Linked DNA regions of Mus musculus: region 1 is linked to region 2. A link is a loop called in an ENCODE intact Hi-C map of the cell type or tissue named here. Cell type or tissue: heart. All regions are shown on one strand. Links, peaks and the distances in the headings refer to the core of each region. The heading gives the core; the rest is flanking DNA.

The links. Hi-C counts contacts between places; a loop is a spot of excess contacts. Peaks named below come from ENCODE experiments on the same cell type or tissue, not always from the same donor. Only the 100,000 strongest peaks of a DNase experiment are listed, where the experiment ranks them.
Region 1: it touches region 2 in a loop (4-fold over the local background); 8 of 42 quality-filtered maps call a loop at or near these places.

What each region holds. Positions count from the first base shown.
Region 1 is chr16:16,298,718-16,308,961 of GRCm38, reverse strand. It overlaps Yars2 (tyrosyl-tRNA synthetase 2 (mitochondrial)), which reads right to left and starts at 5,997. Exons shown (of 5, transcript NM_198246.2): 1 at 5,215-5,997; 2 at 4,259-4,426; 3 at 2,344-2,499; 4 at 1,582-1,752. The coding sequence starts at 5,978. In heart, for the core only: CTCF peaks have their summits at 4,887 (motif pointing left), 6,293 and 6,499 (motif pointing right); DNase peaks (open chromatin) are centred at 5,551, 6,041 and 6,331; H3K4me3 peaks cover 2,492 bases; H3K27ac peaks cover 1,908 bases.
Region 2 is chr16:16,580,823-16,591,066 of GRCm38, reverse strand. The region is part of intron 1 of Fgd4 (FYVE, RhoGEF and PH domain containing 4); the gene reads left to right. Among named protein-coding and RNA genes, the nearest start is that of Fgd4, 14 kb to the left of the region's middle. In heart, for the core only: a CTCF peak has its summit at 6,210 (motif pointing right); no DNase peak of the experiment used is centred there.

The DNA.
Region 1 (10,244 bases), core at 2,139-7,138, 280 kb after region 2:
ACAGAAATATATCAGCTTTGACAGATTCACTTTCAGAATTTATCTAGTCTTGTGGTGGGAAAACTCCCAGATTCCTAAAAACAAAAAAGAACAATTTTGCTTTTAAAGTATGCTACCTGTAGATCCAGGTAATAAATAACCCCACTAGAATCTTTAGAAATGATAAGAAACTGGAAAATTCTGAGACTATGAACTAGTACTGTTTAAAATAAAAACAAAATACTTAATCAGCTGATTTCATAAATGGGAAATCAATAGCTGGTTTAATAAATATATGATAAAAAGTTTAACTGAATTTTACATTCAGTTCACGCAATAAAGAGCTTACTGTGTGCTAAACAAACATTAGTGTTAAAGAGAGGACAATGCTGACATACCAGTTTCTCTAGCACGGTGCTGTGCTGTGAGGACTAGATGAAGGACTGGGGAACACTGACTGGGTCGTAAGCTCTGGGAACTTCCTTGATACATAAGGTGTTAAGACACTGGATGACAGCAGGATTTTGACAAGGCGAGGAAACAAAAGGGACCCTTGAAAGTGGCATGTGTTACTAAACAAAAGTTAAGCAGCTCAGTGAACACAGCTTTATAAAATCAAGCCCACAACAAAATCCTATTTACAACTGTATTTCTTCTAGGCAGGCTGTTTCCAGGCTGAATATTATATAGGCCAACCCTATTTATGGTATGAAAAATGCAGCATTACTTCTGACTCTGGCTAATTTGGGTGATTTAAGTAGAGGTTAAACTTAGTTATCAGCAAATTAGTTATCAGTGAAGTTCATAAGAAGATGCAGAAAACTAGACTTGATGTACAGAGAATTTGACTCCAGGTTAAATTTGGTACATTATTAGGGAATAAATAAATAAGGTTGAGTGGCAGGTCATGAACAGGGAGGAGACATATTTATCTACACACACAATTTAGATCTCACTGGAGAGGCAAACATTGCAAAACAAAGAAAGCAACTGTAACAACTGTCACTCGTAGTAACCATGAGCAAGTGACAGGAACTTTATGTACAGGGTCCAAGGGATGAAGCACTTACTTGGGTTTTCTGGTTATTGCTTTTCCTTCTACCTGTTACTGTTATAAATGGACATTGCATTCCATATCACTTCTTGTAGAGCAAAAGTATTCCCTAATAATATGGTAGAACTAAGAAATTGCAATATGCCATTTTCTTCTGCAAAAGAAAAAGGTAATTCTCCAGAATACTTTCTAGTTTATAAGTTTTATGAAGTTCTATTTCTATTCTCATTTCTTTTCAGTAATTAAATTTTAAAATAGATCCTATCCTCCAAAGCCCTGAGGCTACAAGCAAAGTATGAGGGAGGTCGTACGAATCTTTTCACCTCTCTGTCAACAAATCCCTGAGCTGAATGATGCAACACTTGAAGGAGTCCTTCAGAGAGTTCAAGGTATTTTCTACTGTATGAACTCCCGGTTTGACTTTATTGTTTGGCTTAACCCAACTTCTGCAAGAAATGAGTTACATTAAAGCACTACCAGGAAAACACCCTGGAAACATTATGTGAAGCACAACATTTTGCTGCGAATTAAAAATCACAAAACCTTACCCTCGAGGGCCATCAGGAATGGCATTTGCTTTACGGCATGTGTCTATGACACTCGTTCCAGGATCAAGAACTAATTCAGAAAATGAAGCTTCTTTAAACAATTCTTTTAACTCTTGGTCAGACATGACCTCCAGTGCCTCTATGCTGCTATGGTAAAGGGCTTGTGTACACCTGAAAAACATAAAGCTACATTAGGGACTGTTTCACCCACAACCCCACACAAACCACCAAATAACTATAGAGTGCCCACTGTGTTCCACAGTATATGTTTCAACAGCAATATCTATTTTGTGTAATTCACTAACTTAAAGACTTCTCTAGTAAAGACAACATAAAAATTCTTAAGTTAAACACAGTACAAGTTAGTAATCCATAAGAAACTCTTAAAACATCATTTCCAATTTTTCTTGTCTATCCACTAACTTTCATTAAGTCTTAACTTCTCTCAGAATTCCTTAGTTGCCTGTAGTTCTTTGTTGAGGTGTGGGACCTCATGAGATTTCTCCCTTCCATGTTGACATACATACATTCATACATTCATTCATACATTCATACATACATACATGTTTAGGCAGTCATACTGTGGTATTGTAGGTAAAGCTTCCTTGTCATTTCCAGGACACAATCTCACAGCCAATTTCCCAGATACCCTCTTGTCCCCTTCTCCCAAGATGTTCTGTGAGCCTTATGTGTAAAGAAGCTGTGTTATAGATATATCAAGCTAGGACTATTAACTAGCCCATTAGCTGTTGTAAAGCCAACCTTTTAGCAGAGTCCAGACCTTCTTGTCCGTGAACAAGCTTTGTTACTTCTGCAGCAAGTCGTTTCTGAGCAACTCGCTTTTCTGGTTCTTTGACATGTAGCTGCATGATGTGATCGATCTCTGGGAGGGGAAGGAAAGTGAAAAGCTTCAGGTACCTGCAGGACAGAGATGAAACATTCCATGTGCATCCACTAGCTTATCTTGGGAAGAAAAATCCTAAATTCACTTTTGAATTTATTAATGAAAAGCTGTAGCATGTACTTATACAGTACACTAAGACACACAACCCCAATGGGCAATATTTTTCAATACTTATTTTCCATTTTCCTTAAGTAACAAAATGGTGCAGAAATGTGTGCCTCCTTCCTAAGCATACTTTGACATTTTTGTTTTATGTATATCCTTAAAATTTTGACATGAGAGGGCTAGAGAGATGGCTCAGCAGTTAAGAGCACTGACTGCTCTTCCAGAGGTCCTGAGTTCAACTCCCAGCAGCCACATGGTCACTCACAAACCATCTATAATGGGATCCGATGCTGTCTTCTGGTGTCTGAAAACAGATACAGTGAGTGTACTCATACAAATAAAATAAATTAAAAACAAAAATGAAGAGTATTCCATATGTTAACTTTTGCAAAAATGCTATGAAGAAAAAGCACATATCTATCACAAAGCGTAGTGAACCATTATGAAGCAAAACCTATGAAATCATCCTCTTAAGAAATACAAGATTGCTGGTGAGATGGCTCAGCAGGTAAGAGCACCTGACTGCTCTTCCTAAGGTCCGGAGTTCAAATCCCAGCAACCATATGGTGGCTCACAACCATCCATAACGAGATCTGACGCCCTTTTCTGGAGTGTCTGAAGACAGCTACAGTGTACTTACATATAATAAATTAAAAAAAAAAAAAAAAAAAAAGAGCATACAAAGAAGTCTTAGGACCCAACAAATAAAAAAAAAAAAAAAAAAAGACTAGCTCTTAAAAAAAAAAAAAGAAAAAAAAAAGAAAAAAAAAATAAAAGAAATACAAGATTATGAGTAAAATCATAAAAAATGCATTTTTATTTCTAACTTACTCTGGCACACCAGCATATTCACTTATGATGTCACAAGCACAGCTTTCAAAGCTACTAATATTCTGTGATTTACTCTACTGTGGCCATTGTGTCTCCTTTTGAACATATGCTAATCATGCCACAAGTACCTATATTGTTCTTAGAATACACATGCATGAATTTCTGTTAGGCATGCTATCCAGTAGAGGTTATGTAAGACCATAGTTTATATACAATTTATTTTAGTAAGGATTGGCAACTATTATTTCAAAGATCTCTAAGTTTATTCTTGCATCACTCTAGAATAGTTGGTACTGTTATTGGTGCAACAGGAAACACAGACCAACACATCTGACTTGAGTTTTCTTCCCCTTTGAAATTTGCACTTGGGTAAAGCTGGATCCGTGATTATACAACAAAAGATTTGAGGACCAGCAAGAATAAAACAAAATTAGTTTATGAAGATTAAGATAGAGTACACAATTTAGACTCACATGAGTAGGTGTCTTCACAACAGCTACCTACTTTTGGGATTCTATGGCTAAGTTCCAAGCCTCAAAAGATGTAAGAGGTAAGACTTAAGCCAGAGGCTGTCTTGAGCAACTTAGAACATCGCATTTTTTTTTTCTCTCCAGACCTGGGATGTAGCTCAATAGTTAAGCACCTACCTAATAAAATAGCCATTCAGCCCTGGGTTCAACTCTAGTATCGTAAAAATAAAAATGGCAATATCATGTGACATAATAATTTACACCTTAAATAGAATCAATGAAAAAAACCTACAAAGAAAAAGATTCACTAGCTAAAACTGAATCATAACTACATATTAATTTTTCTCAAATGCCTATTAAAGCTTACCTTTCTACGGAATCATCTTGCTGTCTGACAAAGAACTGATAAAGTTCAAACGGTGATGTTTTCTCTCTGTTTAGCCAAACCGCATTGCCAGCAGACTTTCCCAGCTTTGCTCCAGTTGTACTTGTAATTAGAGGTACAGTGATTCCAAACACATCCTCTCCAGTCAACCTACACATACATTCATGGTATTCTGTTAGGCACAATTAGTTCCACCAAGCACAGTACACATTTAAGTCTGGTTACTTACTATATGTTTTTAAAACCCTTTCTCAGTCTGGACTCAGGTCCTCAAGAACCATAAAAACACGCATTTTATATCTACATGTGTCGTGCTTAAGTGCAATTGAGGAATGCACCTGAGCAGGTCAACAGGACTTGATTTTTGAAGGATCAGGTAGAAAAATGACAAAGTTGGGCGAAAGGATACCAGGAGGTACATTTAGAAGGTGGCTTTTAATATTTTTAAATGAGTTTTGTCGTGTAGCACACGAACCAGCCATATAATCTATGTTCCTCAAGAAAACTGTGAGGACTGGAGAGGTGGCTCAGTGGTTCTTCCAGAGATCCTGGGTTCAATTCCCAGCAACCATGTGGGATATAATATAAGAATTTGGTGCCCTCTTCTGGCATGCAGGTGTTACATAGAGATGGAGCACTCATACATAAATAAATCAATCTTTAAAAAAAGAAAACGCTGTGAAAATCTTTATGGAGGCGAAAAGCTAAATTAGTGCACACGGTTCTAAACAGAAGTCCAATTATTTTCAGGATAAATAACAATTTCTAAAGAAACTAAAGGCGACTTAGGGAAAACAGACACAATCCAAATCTTGAATATCGGTCTGCTTCCAGCAGCTCTAACTCCCAGCTCTAACTTACAATCTTCCTAACGAATAACACACTACTTCTGTATACTCGTCCCCGGGTTTCCGTAGGCTCTAACAATTCCAGCTTACTTGTGGATGAACTCGTAGCCAGACATGATGTTGCCCAACTGATCTGATCCGCCCAGTTGGACCCGGCATCCATAGTGCTGGAAAAGGTAGTAGAAGTCATAGGCCTGGAGCACCTGGTAAAAGAACTCCGCCAAGCTCATGCCCTCGGGGCTCTTGAGACGCGACTGCACGCTCAGCCGGCTCAGCAGAGTGCCCATGCGGAAGTGGCCGCCCACCGTGGCCAGGAAATCCACCAGGTGCTGCTCCTGGAACCAGGCCGCGTTGTCCAGCACCGTGAAAGAGCCCCAGGGCCGGCCGTCCGCGAAGAGGCGCGCGTGGTTGGCCGCCAGGGCCTCGAGCCCTCGCCGCAGGGCGTGCGCGTTGGCCCGCACGCACTCGGCGCTCAGCGCCTCGCGCCCCTTGGTCCGGCCGCTGGGGTCCCCCAGGAGGGCCGTGGAGCCTCCCACGAGCGCGATCACGTTGTGGCCGGCTCGCTGGAAGTGGAAGAGCCCCAACAGAGTTAGCAGGTGCCCCACGTGGAGCGAGTCGCCCGTGGGGTCGAAGCCGCAGTACACCGTCTGGGGGGACGAGCCCGCCCTGCGGCGGTCAAAGAGTTCGGGGAGCTCTGTCTTCGTGCCGCTCTCGGGGAAGAACTCCTTGAACAAGCCGCGGGCCCTCGGTGCCACCAGCATTCCCCGCGCGCCCGGGCGCACCGCACGCGACCCTCGTAGCCAGACCAGGGACTGCGGAACGCGGCACAGGCGCCTCAGCATGGGCGCCGCCATCTTGCGGGACACGCAAGGCATGCTGGACCTCTGTCGCCCTGCGACCGCGGGCGCCTCGGTGTCTCTCTACGCATGCTCGGGCGTAGCGGGAGGCCTGTTAGGCTTTGGTGCTGTAGGCAGTCCTGGAATGTGGACCGACTGAGTTCCGTCTTGCGGCCCCCGCTGTTCCTCTATCATTTCATTCCCGTTTTCTCAGTGAGGATGTCGTGATAGTACTTCCTGTCTCACAGCTGTGGTGAAAGCACTTGGCGGTGTAGTAAGCGCTCGACAAATGTTTACTGTCGTTTAAATGATCATGCAAAAGCTGTGATGCTCAAGTCCCATAAGTCTTGGACCTGTAGAAAGAACTCGGAGTGGAGTGGAGACGAAATTTCTTTGTACCAGTTTCCCCAGTTAATGAGAGCCTCGTCACAGTACAGGCAGGCAGGCAGGCGCGCGCACACACACACACACACACACACACACACACACACGTCATTAGTGGGTGTCCTGAAGGTGGCAGTCTCCTCCTAGCAAGAGGAAAGTCAAAACAGGAAAGAACTCCCTGTGTTTAGTATAACAAAAACTGGAGTCATTCAAAGTCATAACATATTAGGTGCTTTTAGGAATCCTCTCACCAGGATGAGGACTCTCATTTGCAATTGTATGGCAGGTGAGCCAGCCCCCAAGTCCCATTGTAGATTCTGACTAATTTTCTTTAAACATTTTAATTAGCGTACACAAATTGTACAAAATAATGAATTTATTCTGACATTTCCATATATGAGTAGACGTGGGCCATACTTTCAAAACTCCCTGATTTATGTGGAGTAGCATTATTGAGAATGTGCCATTTGTGGCCATCACCTACCATTGTGAGAGAAGTAGGGGTTATGGAGGGAGACAGAGAACAATTGAGCCAGGAGTAAGTTGCAGTAGAGGTGTGCTGGCTAGTTTTATGCCAAGTTGACAAAGTTAGAGTCATTGAGGTACTTAAACTGAGAAAATGCCCTCAACCAATGTGGCCTATGAACAAGCCAGTGGTGATCAGTGATTGATGTGGAAGGGACCAGCTCACTGTGGGTGGTGCCTCTTGATAGGTCCTTTCTCCGGTAAAATGAGCCAATTCAAACCAGATTAGATTATAAAGCAGATTTACTGTCCCCCTAGAATTGAGGCCAGGGGGGGTCGCCATGGGGGGGGGGAGAAAGGGCTTGTGGCAGGGGGTGGGGAGAGAGAGAGAGAGAGAGAGAGAGAGAGAGAGAGAGAGAGAGAGAGCAAAATGTGTAGATTGTATAGCAAAGAGCGTCTGAGGGAAGGGCAGCCCATCCCCTGGGCTGGAATGTACAGGGTTGGGGATAGGGTATGCCAGGTAGAGACTTAGGGATGCTGAGAGAACCTGGAAGCCAGATCTGTTTTCATATGTAAAATATGCACCTGAGTCTCTTGTCCCAGGGTCCCAAAAGAAACACCACCCTTGGTGGTCCTGGGTGCTAAAAGAAATCAGGCTGATCAAACAATGTGGAATAAGCCAGTATGTAGCACTCCTTCATGACTTCGGCTTTAGTTCCTTCAGGAGTCTTTCTGACTAGAGTCCTTGCCCTGACTTCCCTGAATGACGAATTATAAGCTGTAAAGTGAAATAAACGCTTTTCTTCCCAGGCCATTGGTCATATTGTTTTATCACGGCAATAGAAAGCTCAGGCCAGACAAGAGTCATTCAGTATCCCAGAGGAAGTCAGGAGCTGAGATTTCCTTCCATAGTCTTCCAAACTGAAACAAGGAGGTAGGCTGTTTCACTTTATTACCGGCTAATCTTTAAATATGGAATGCTCTTGGAGAGAAATCCACACTTTGGGCAAGCCTTTTGACTAAGAGTCATATGCAGAAGACAAACAACACTCACGTTCCTGAAAGAGGATCCTGACCCATCCCCAGACCATTAGCTACAGATCTTTCCATGTCCTAATACTAAGGTATTTGAAGAAGACATTTATTTTAGTGGGTTATAAATTTGTTATTTTGATTAATCAATGTATTTGCTCATCTAATTATCAGTGAGTTTAATTTCTCATTGCCAGTAATATTGTAATATTACTGGTAATATTCTCTAATACTGGTAGAAAATAGCTAGAGTGTTCTCTCATATTGTTACTCAAAATATCTTTAAAATTCTAGTCAGAATCTGTTGATCTGCACTTTGATCAGAGACAGACTGTAAGATGCATTGCAGGAAGTTCTGAAAGCCTAACAGATACTGTACTTAATATTGGGAAAAATCTCTCACTTGCAAGTTTGGGTTAATACAACAAATACCTACGTATTGTGACTTTAAAGAGCAGGGCAACAGTTGGGTATTAGAAAGTATGACTTCATATCTGCACTAGCTTTAGTACTGCTTTTCTTTTCAAAGAAATGCTGTTGTGACAGCATTACATGATGGCCCTATACTTGATGGAAACGTGTCTCAGATGATGAAAATTTTAAAACTACTGTTTAGTGTAATGGGACTGACAGCTCCTGAATAAATGCCTAGGCCTTATAGCTAGGCTTGTTCACAACTAGGACATAACTTATTAACACATTTATTCTATTCTAAGTTCTGCCATGTGGCTATTTAGTAACCTCTCCTTCTTACTCTGGCTTACATCTTTCTCAGAGTCTCCCTAGCAAGTCTCCCTCATCAAACTGACTCCACTCTCTGTCTCTGTCTCTTTGTTTCTTTGTCTCTCTGTCTCTCTGTCTCTCTGTCTCTCTCTGTCTGTCTCTGTCTCTGTCTGTCTCTGTCTCTCTCTGTGTCTCTCTCTCTCTCTCTCTGTCTCTCTCTCTGTCTCTGTCTCTCTCTGTCTCTCTCTCTCTCTCTCTCTCTCCAGAAGTCGCACCTTCCTTTTCTGCCTTTGCTATAGACCATCAACTTTTAAATAAAAGGTAAGAGAGGGAGTGTTTACAAACCACTGAAATAGATGATGCTTAATGACATCAAAGTCCAGCCTTTAATCACATCTCTGCCAGTTCACAAATCAGCATTTGTAAAATACAGAGACAACCTTTACAAAGTGCATAAAAACATCACACCAAAGTTTAGTATTAAAGTTTATTTAATTTTTTTTTTAAAAAATAGATTTGACTTTTGTATCAGCAGTTGGCTACACTACTTTGGCTCCCGGTGGGTCATACGGTCATACGTGCACACCTACTCAGAAGCAATCTGAATTCACAAATGAAACACACACACACACACACACACACACACACACACACACACATACTCACACCAGTTAATTTTTGGCATGACGTGACTAGCTCAAAGGTTTGGCATTCCTAAACCTTCCCCCAGTAACCAATGCTCCCCTACAGTACTCCTGAGACTCCTAAACTTTCCCCTGCTAATAATTCTATACCTGAATTATAATTGTAATTATAATTCTGACTTTAGCCTGTATTATCATCTGAAAACAATACTTTTAACTCTATAGCATCTCTATCAATGCTAAACAACTTAAGTTTAATTATAAGACTGTAACTAGTCTTCAACCCTGTCAGAAATCCAAGAACAAATTAAATATTGCCTGAGTGTATAGGTAGCACAAAAACATAGCTTCCAAAACGTAAACAAATTGTAGAGACAGCTGACTACCTGGACAGTCCCCTATTCCTCAAAACATTGGGGCACCTGTCTTCAGTCTTCTGTCCCAGAGCCATCTGGCAGGCCTTGAGATGAAGCAGGAAAATGAAGGACTAGTTTACCCTGCCTTGGTAGAGCCTAGCAGTCCACTATCCCACATCTGTTTGTCCTCTTTGGACAATATATTGTCAGCAGATGAACATGGCAACTTTTGTCCAGTGGCTGTCTTGCCACTACTGGAGCAACTCCATGTACAGATTTTGATGCTCAATTTCTTCTTTGGAGGAGAATGGGGAAGCTGTCAGGAGCAGAAATGTCTCATTGTCAATTGATCCTAAGTAAAGTAACAACATTAAATGTCACAATCTGTAGATTTCTGAGGTTTTTGAAGATTATCTCTGTAAAGTATATTTGAACTGTTAAACCTTAGCTACTCATAGCCATTTCTACTTGAATAAATTAAAAGCATTTTATTATAATTAAATTAGAATCTAACCTAACCATGAGTTTACTATCTGACCCTTAACTTGTGTTACTTAATCACCCTAAACAGTTTGCAATAGCAGCTATAAAGGGACTGAGTCAAAGTCTTGTGTTCTTAAATGAGTTGCATAGGCACAATGCCTATCTAAGAGTAACAATATCAATTTCAAATTTTGTGT
Region 2 (10,244 bases), core at 3,542-8,541:
TTATCCTTCCTTAGCATGTCATCTGGACTTTGTACTTTGGGCAAACTTTTTGCTATTCTTGGGTGATTTCCAATTGGAATATTTGCCCTCGTCATAGATCTTTTCTGCATTGCTGTTGTGCTTAGACCTACCATACCCTTTAATCTATGCTGATGATAATTTATATCCCATGTGTGTGCAGTGAGCTCAACTGACCTTACACTTCTGACCTGGCATTTACTCTCCGTTTTGTAGCCCTCCTCCTAATCTGGAGCACAGTGAGCAGTCTTAGCCAGCATGGGGCTTCTTCTCTCCAGTTTATGTTTTTGACACCTTTCTTGAGTTTTAGGCTACTATAGTTATATGGCTCTGTTTTTCTCCATTAATCTACATGTCAGTTTTGTGCCTGATTACTCCCTTGGTAAAGGTAATTCTTGGGGTTTTGTTTTTGTTTTGATGCTATTAATGAGATTTTTTTCCTTAATTTCTCTCTCTGCAAGTGGTTTGTACTGTAAGATCAAGAATTAACAAACGGGACCTCATAAAATTGCAAAGCTTCTATAAGGCAAAGGACATTGTCAATAAGACAAAATGGCAACCAACAGATTGGGAAAAGATTTTTACCAATCCTAAATCCGATAGTTGACTAATATCCAATATATACAAAGAAGTCAAGACGTTAGACTCCAGAGAATGAAACAACCCTATTAAAAAATGGGCTACAGAGCTAAACAAAGAATTCTCAACTGAGAAATACCAAATGGCTGAGAAGCACCTAAAAAGATGTTCAACATCCTTAGTTATCAGGGAAATGGAAATGAAAACAACCCTGAGATTCCACCTCACTCCAGTCAGAATGGCTAAGATCAAAAACTCAGGTGACAGCTGATGCTGGCATAGATGTGGAGGAAGAGGAACTCTCCTCCGTTGGTGGTGGGATTGCAAGCTAGTACAACCACTCTGGAGATCAATTTGGCAGTTCCTCAGAAAATTGGACATAGTACTACTGGAAGATCCAGCAATATCCCTCTGGGGCATATGCCCAGAAGTTGCTGCAACATGTAATAAGGATACATGCTCCACTATATTCATAGCAGCCTCTTTTACAATAGTCAGGAGCTGTAAAGAACCCAGATGTTCTTCAACAGAGGAATGGATACAGAAAATGTGGTAAATTTACATAATGGAGTACTACTCAGGTATTAAAAATGATGAATTCATGAATTTCTTAGACAAATGAATGGATGTGGAGAATATCATCCTGAGTGAGGTAACCCAATCACTAAAGGACACACTTTATATGCACTCACTGATAAGTAGATATTAGCCCAGAAACTAGGAACACCCAAGATACAATTTGTAAAACACATGAAACTCAAGAAGGAAGACTAAAGTGTGGATACTTTGTTTCTTCTTAGAAGGGGGAACACAATACCCATGGAAGTAGTTACAGAGGCAAAGTGTGAAGCAGAGACTGAAGGAATGACCACCCAGAGACTGCCCCACCTGGGGATCCATTCCATAAACAACCACCAAAACCAGACACGATTATGGATTTCAACAAGAACTTGCTGACAGGAGCCTGATATAGTTGTCTCCTGAGAGGCTCTGCAAGTGCCTGACCAATACGGAAGTGGATGCTCACAGCCATCCATTGGACGGAGCACAGGGTCCCCAATGAAGGATCTAGAGAAAGTATCCAAGGAGCTGAAGGGGTTTGCAACTCCATAGGAGGAACAGCAATATGAACTAACCAGTATCTCCCAAGCTCCCTGGGATTAAACCACGAACCAAAGAAAACACTTGGTGGGACTCGTGGTTCTAGCTGCATATATAGCAGAGGATGGCCTAGTTGGTCATCAGTGGGAGGAGAGACCCTTGGTCCTGTGAAGGTCATATGCCCCAGTATAGGGGACTGCCAGTTCTAAGAATCAGGAGTGGGTGGGTTGGTGAGTAGGGGAGGGGGAAAGGGATAGGAGGTTTTTGGAGGGTAAACTAGGAATGGGGATAACATTTGAAATGTGAATAAAGAAAATATCTAATACAAAAAAAAGGTCATTGAGGTGGGCAGCTAGCTCCAGATACCAGCATTCCCACTTCAGAAATTCATTCTTACAATTCTATTTTTCTAGAACTGCTTTGCTGACAGTTTATAGCATATGGGGGGGGTCTCTAGAGGAAGATAACCAATAAAGCAAATATATATCCAAGAAGATTTGATTGTTTTAATATGATACAGGCTGGACTGTCTAATATTGGCTGTGTTTATACTAGAGATGCTAAGAATCTGGTATCTGCTCAGTCCACAAAACGTCTCTCAGGAATGTCAATCTGATGACAAAGCCTGGAGGATTCCTGAAGGCCACTGTGCTTCCGTCCATGTTGGATGGCTGTAGTACTTGAAATGAGGATGAGTCTCATAGGCTCATATATTTTAATGCTTAGCCACTAGAGAGTAAAACTGTTTGAGAAGAATTAGAAGGATTAGGAGGTGTGGCCTTGTTAAAGCAGGTGAGGCCTTGTTGGCAGAACTGGGTTGCTTGGAGTGGGATTTGTGGTTTCAAAAGCTCACATTAGGTCCAGCGTCTCTGTCTTTATATCTCTGTCTCTCTCTCTCTCCCTCTTTCTGTTTTTCTGTTTCTCTCTGTCTGTGTGTCTGTGTTTCTCTCTTTCTGTCTACTGCCTGCAGATGAGGCTGTAAAGCTCTCAGCCACTGCTCTAGCACCATGCCTGTGAGCTTTCTGCCATGATGATGACCTGTAACAGTGTTATTTATCAAGGCTCTAGTTAAATGCTTTGCTTCATAAGAGTTGCTTTCCTCACTGTGTCTCTTCCCACCAATGGACCCGTGACTAAGACAGTCACCTAAGAAGTTGGTTTTCACTACCAGCTGCAGCAACTGTACAGTGTGAGCAAGACCAAGGATGAACTCAAGATCAGGGTAAATGAACTCACTAGTGAGACAGAGGCAGGCAGGCAGGCAGGCAGGCAGGCAGGCAAAGCATCCTCTTGTATACGGATTGTCTCCTCCAACCCTGCCCTCAAATACAGCTCCCATGTAAGATGACTCTTCCCTACATGTGAATATAGAGCAAGTTAATATATTGTATAATATTATTATAACATAATATAACAATACAGTTCATATAATAAGAAAGTGCCTCATAAACTCAGGTTAACCTAAAATAGATAGTTGCTCACAAGTAGGTCCAAAGGCCTGTCTTTTTTGCTAATTTTAAATACTGTTATTGGAATTACCCATCACACTTCCCAAGATTAGAATATATTACAAAGTCAATATTTCAGTGTAGGTCTTGTATGTTAGCTCTTTTTCATGATATATTTCTCAGATATATTAACAATGGTATTTGAAAATGCTAGTGACTAAGGTAAAGAAAACGACTGATTTTCTCTAATAAAATAACTTAAATTTTTATCATTATCATTATTGTTGAGTTTTAACATATGATTAATTGATTCTACACAAGAATCTAATGAATGTACTAGTACATATTATTTGTTCCTATGTCTGGGGTTAATAAGTTACTCATCATATTTAATATATTAATATTCCTATATTTGTTTTTGTTAGTACAATATTCAGATATAAAAAGTATTTTGGGGGAGTTAGTTTTGAACCAAATGCAAGTAGGATAACATATAAATGTTCAAGTAGCTAAAATGGCTCTTCAGTTGTGATGGAATGTGCCTGTAATCTCAGCTCTTAGAAGTCTGAGACAGAATTTTTACAGAGCATGGAGAAACTCCATTAAAAACAAAACAAAACAAACAAACAAAACAGAAAACCTGGCAAAGCTCTAAGAGCACTGTGTCTTTTTAAAGTGGATGTGTGTTCACATCATTTATAAACTGTGCTTTGTAATTGTTACTTTCTCATTGTAAAGCTTTAACTGTAGCCTTCTAAATTGTAATGCTGTTTTGGTTTATGGATATCAAATAATTTATACCAAGTTATCAGTGAGGTGTTAAATAACTGTGGTAGCAAAATATGGTGCCTTAAGGAGCCACCAGTGCTTATGCCAAGGTTTGCCATTTGGGTGCCATCAACTACAGATGTATTGTGATTTGGACACCTATTGTCTACTGCAGTTAGCAATTTTTCTTTTCTACTTTATCCTAATAGTATCTTTGTCTGGCTATCCATCGTAAACAGCAGATGCCTGTAATATGTAATCATCTTTATAGTTGGGTAGTAACATTAATGTTTAAAGTTATTTTGCACTAATATAAAATTTGACACAAAAATAAGAAAAATAATCCTGACTTCTCTTTGAATATAGCTAACCACACTTATAAATATTGACATCTTCATTCTCTGCCTTCAGGCAGTTAGCTTTCATTACCCGGTCATCTACTTGCTAAGGTTCGTGAGCCTTTTCTGCCACTGTATTCTAATGTGCTCCTATACATTAGCATTTGCTTTCTCTATTTTTCTTTCAGGAGGCAGTACTATATTCATTTACTTAAAATTAAACTCGAACCATGCATGGTTGTATACTCCTTTAATCCAGCACTCTGAGAGACAGAAGCAGAAGGATTGCTATGAATTTGAGGCTAGACTGAACTTCATATCAAGTTTCAGTCCTAAAAACAAAAACCTTTGATTTTTATCTAAGTTTCCAGATGTTAGTAAAAATAAAGAAAATTCTAGACTAGTATTAATGCAAAAATGTTTTGAATCTTCTCATTTACCCTCATCTTGGTAAGAAATCTGGTGACAGTAAGGGAGAAAATGCTACCAACATGTCCAAGAAGTACTAGTAATGGTGGATTGTGTTATCCTGATGTTGTACTCAATGAAGGTATTCTTCAGAGGCTCTGTGGAGTTATATCACAGGTGACTCAGGCAGTGGCAATCTGTACAAGATATCTGCTGTGAGGTGGTATCTTATGTACATGGTAGGGAATCTGCATTTATGAAATCTCAACAGTATGGTTGTCTGTACAACAGTAAGACCTGTAAATGGCAACACCAGTTGCCATGTCAATGTATACCGGTAGAAATCTCACAAGTCCCAATCCCTAGATAAAAACCTGTGGGCAACTAATGACTTGTTGAGAGACTGACATCATTCTTCTCAAGGGATGAACCCCTGATAGGTTTTTCAATTCCAAGTGATCAGACCTAAATGCATATACATTTTAGCAATACTAAATGACCTCAGGAAGTTGTTTTTGTAAGTTTACATGTATAATGTATTATATTACATGTAATATATATTATGTATATACACATTATAATTGAAGATATGGGGGCATGGATTTGAGCAGGAATAGGATGGCATGGGAGGAGTTGGAGGGAGGGAAGGGAGGGAAAATAATATAGAATACTCACATATAAACTTCTCAAAAAAGAAAGAAGCTATATTCAACTTGACATTTTAGTGACAATGGTTATTAGAAGTTTGAATAATTTTAAAAAGGGGCAATGGAGATGGCTCAGTGGGTAAGCATACTTGTTGTGCAAGTATAAAGTCTTAGAGTTACAATTCCCAGCACCCAAATAAGAAGCTGGGTATGGAGGACCATTGCAGCTGGCTGACCACCAGTCAGCCTCATCCTTAGTGTGAGGCTCTGTCCCTAGGAAATAATGTGGAGAATGATTGAGTTGGGCACCTGATGCCTCTGCTGGCCCTGAGTCTGCATACAAGCATGTTTACCTGCAAACCATGTGAATGCACAAAACCACAGACATACATTATAAATACAGACTAAATATTTTAAAACTATTTTCTGGATCTTTACCTAAACCAGGGCACTTCTTGTGCTAAGATAGTATTAAAGGGAAGTTTTGACACTCTTTGGGCAGTGAACTCCAAGACACATGAAGTAGTGATGAATATTGTAAAGGGATCCTGAGCATGACCTGGTTCCACTACTGCACAGGTCATGTGTTAATTCAAGCCCTCCCCAGCCCCAGAGTTATTCAGCAGAACAGCTTTGAGTCCATTGCTAGATGAAGCCACTTTCTGCTTTCAGGTTTCTTTAAAATCCTATGCACAGTGTATTTTACCATTTTTTAGTGGATGCTTCTGAATTGGAGGATTATATAGAAATGAAGTTTGTCTTCATGCAAACAAGCTTTGGAAAGATGAAGGACAAGTCCTTGTGTTTGGGCTCTGCCCTCCTTGGCTCTGGAATGCAAAGCTGATAGTAAATGTCTGTTAACAGAAGGCAGTATTTGATCTTCAGGTCTGTGAATCCTCTTGCCACCAGGTGGCAGTGGAGAGGTGACCTTCAGGCTAAGGAAGCCTGTCAGTGGCTATCAGGGTCTAGGAGGTAGAGTCACAGAACTGCATATGCAGTTAGCATTGCAATGCCTTAGCATGTGGTGCCATTTATTTGCTATTCTAAATCTCCTTGTGAAATGTGTTACTTGGGCCTTATCACTTAAAAAGCATGAATGTTAACTGTGGAAACTTGTAAATTCAAAGGAAGTCCACATGACAGGGAAGGTATCTCAGTCAGCACAGTGCTCGCCCTGCAGCACTTCAGTTCCTGGACTGACGGTTTTGGTTTGGTTTTGTGCCAGGTATTAGATGCAGGCAGATCTCTGGTGCTTGCTGACCGGCCAACCTAGCCTGCAGCCTGATTTGCGTATTAACAAGAAAACTTTTCTCAACACAAACAACAGACAAAAATGTTGAGACACAACTGATGTGAGGTTGTCCTCTGCATCCCACATGCACCTGCACATGCATGTACCTTCACCCACACCTGCACACACACACACACACACACACACACACACAGTCCTTGACAATCTTGTTGCTTGGTTTCTAGTTCATTCCAGTAGCTGTTGTCGTGCTGTTGCTCATGAGTTGTTATCTATGGAGAGGGGTTAGTGACTAGAACATGTTCTAGATCTGATTGCCCATAGTCCTTCACATAGGCTCTATATGGCTCAAGCCAGATCAACAAGTCAATATGTGTTGATAACTATACTCTCCAGTTCTCTAAATGTCAGAAAATAGGCTTTCTTACCGCACCATTCAATGTCATAGGAGCTATTGCACTAGGCTGTGTGTATTAAATAGGAGCCATATATGGAATATGTAGATGCTTTCCTTTCGTACCTGCCTACCCTTTTCCTAGTCATTCTTTTTTTTATAACTGTACTTATTTTAGTGATCTGTGTTTACAACCAAATCAAGATGAAAAACTTTTAAGATGAAAGCTTTTTAAAGCTGTCTTCCTTTTGTTTGTCATGGCAATAGATGTTTTTGCAGTAGTATAACTATAAAAATTGAATATACAATGCTTTTCTACTTGGTTGTATGAGAGCAGGCAGTCCCTTTAGAAGTAGCTTTGAAGCATTGTTCCCATAGTCTAATAGGAAGCTGTGTGTACTTGTGTTTCTAAATGTAAGTATCCTGTGAACTTCTGTATCTGCAGTAAATATATCTATTCTGTGTACCTGTGTCCAAACAAAGCAATATGAGACAAATAAGCAAGCAAGCAAACAAACCCTCCAAAAATACCATTAAATTCCTTTTGTTTTTGCTTTTTATATGCTGGATTGGGAACTAGCAGTGTAAGATTTGCAGCAGCCCTGGACTGGATGTTGGTAAAACACAGATCCCAGCAGGACTGCTAGGGATAACCATCAGTGCTAGACAAGTTGCCCCCAGTAGGGAGCTGCTATAGCAGGCTCTGCTGGGCCTTAATGCCTGAGGAGCCTTCTAGTGCTTCCTTCCCTACCCCTCCCTCCCTCCCTCCTCCTCTTCCTCCCCCCCTCTCTCTCCCCCCCCCTCCCGGCTTCCTCCCTCCCCTCCCCACTCCCTCCTTCCTTTCTTCCTTCCTTTCTTTCTTTCTTTCTTTCTTTCTTTCTTTCTTTCTTTCTTTCTTTCAAGAGTTTAAGAAGGATTGGTTTCAAAGTCTGCTAATATTCTGCTGGAAATCTGTCTGCACCTGTTTGTTTGGTTGGTTTTGAGTTGGCAGGATTTTTATTGCTGTCTTACTCTCCCTCTGTGCTGTGTCTCTGCTTAGATTGTTGGACTCTTCTTGATTTAACTTTGGCAGTTTGGATGAGTCAAGGAACTCATCCATCTCTTAGATTTTCCAACTTAATGAAGTACATGTTTTCAAAGTATCCCCTTATACCATTCTGTATTTCTTGGTGTGTGTTGCTTTCCTGTTCGTTTCTGATTATGTTAATTGGGTTTCTCTATTTACTTGGTTAGTTGGGCTAAGGATCTATTGGTCTTATTTGTCTTCTCAGAGAATAAGCTTTTCGATCATTGTTTTTTTTTTTTTTTGTATTGTTTTCATTTCTATGTCATTAATCACTGCTTTTATTTCTATTTTTTTTTCTTTTCTTTCTTTTTTTTTGCCATCTACTGTGTTTGGAATTGGCTTGTTCTATTACAGAATTTTTGTTTTGTTTTTTTCTCATTATTATTATTGTTATTGTTGTTACTTTAAATGTAGGCACTTAGAACTGTAGATTTCTATCTTAGACCTGTTTTTATGTGTAGTAGGAATTACATTGGTCTAACAAAGTGATACTAGTAGATTTTTTTCTAAGATCTGTCACCTCACTAACCCTGCGAAGCTGGCTAATATTTCTAGTCCCATACATGATTTGCCTCCTATTGAGTAGGACTTAAGCTTAATTGGATAGTTGTTACAATCAGCATGTGAGTGTCCCTTATTGTACCTTTGTGGTTATTTAGCCATGCTGATCAGTGTTTTGGTTCATAGGTATTGAGTCTGGATAATTGCTTCCCTCCTGTGGCTGCTTGTATAATATTTTCTGGAACCATGGAAACAAGACTGAAGGAAGAACATTTTCAAGTTGGATTCAGCTCATATAATCTGACTCCAGTATCTTAAGTGTGTAGTGTCTTAAGAAATACGGGCCCACCCTTAACCTCTAAAGGTAATCAAGGGCAATGGCAATTGTCTATATTATTTCAGAAATTACTTAGACTACCCTAGCCAACCATTTGAGAAGACACTTCTTGTACTGGTACTATGGCTTTTGTTAGTATAGTTTCTGTGAAGAGTATTGTAAGCTCAGAGGCATACACACATATAAATGTGTGTATATGTGTGTGTGTATATGTGTGTGTATTAATAAATTTTCCTTTATCAAACAACCCCAGCCTTTTGTTAATAATTTATGTATTTACTTTACATTCTGATCACAGCTTTCCCTCCCTCTTCTCTTTCAAATCCTTCCCTCTCAACTTACCTCCCACCCATCCACTCCTCCTCATCTCCTTAGAAAAGGGGAGGCCTACCATGGATGTCAGCCCTCCTTGGCTTATCAAATTGCAGTAGAGCTAGGCCCATCTTCTGCTATTGAGGCTAGACAAGGCAGCCCAGTTAGGCAAAGACCCCAAAGGCAGGCAACAGAGTCAGAGACAACCCCTGCTGCTGCTTTAGGAGTCCCACACAAAGACTGAGCTGCACAACTGTTACATGTCTGCACAGGGTTTAGGTCTGTCCTGTGCATGCTCTCTGGCTGGCAGTTCAGTCTCTGTGGTCCCCTAATGGCCCAGGTTAGTTGATTCTGAAGGTTTTCTTGTGGTGTCCTTGACCTCTCTGGCTCCTTCAACCCTTCCTTTCCTTCTTCCTCTTGTGGGTCTCTGCATCAGTTTCCATCAGTTGCTGGATGAAACCTCTCTGATGAGACTTATGCTAGGCTCCTGTCTGCAAGTATATCAGAATATCATAAATGGTTTTAGGGGTAGGCTCCCTCTCATGTTATGGGTCTCAAATTGGACCAGACATTGGTTAGCCTTTCCCTCAATTTCTGTGCCATCTTTATCACTGTGTATCTTATAATCAGGACAAGTTGTGGGTCTTAAGGTTTTGTGGCTGGGTTGGTGTCTCAGTCCCTTCACTGGAAGTCTTCCCAGGTTACAGGAGATGGCCGGTTTAGGTTCCATTTCCTCTACTGCTAGGAATTTTAGCTAGGGTTACTCTTAGATTCATGGGAGTTTCCACTGTCCTAGGTTTCTAGCTCTTCCCAGAGATGCCTCCTCACCCCAAATTCCAGTTGTCTCTCCCAGTATTCTCTTCTTCAGTTCTTCCTCCACTTGATACCTCCTGTTTCCATCCCTACTTCTCCCCTACACAATCCCCTCTCTTCATCCATCCCCCATGTCTATTCTATTTCCCCTTCTCAGTGAGATTCAAGTGTTCTTGCCACGGGCCCTACTAGTTACTTAGCTTTGTTGAGTCTGTGGATTGTAGCATGGATATTTTGGACTTTGTGGCTGATATCCACTTATCAG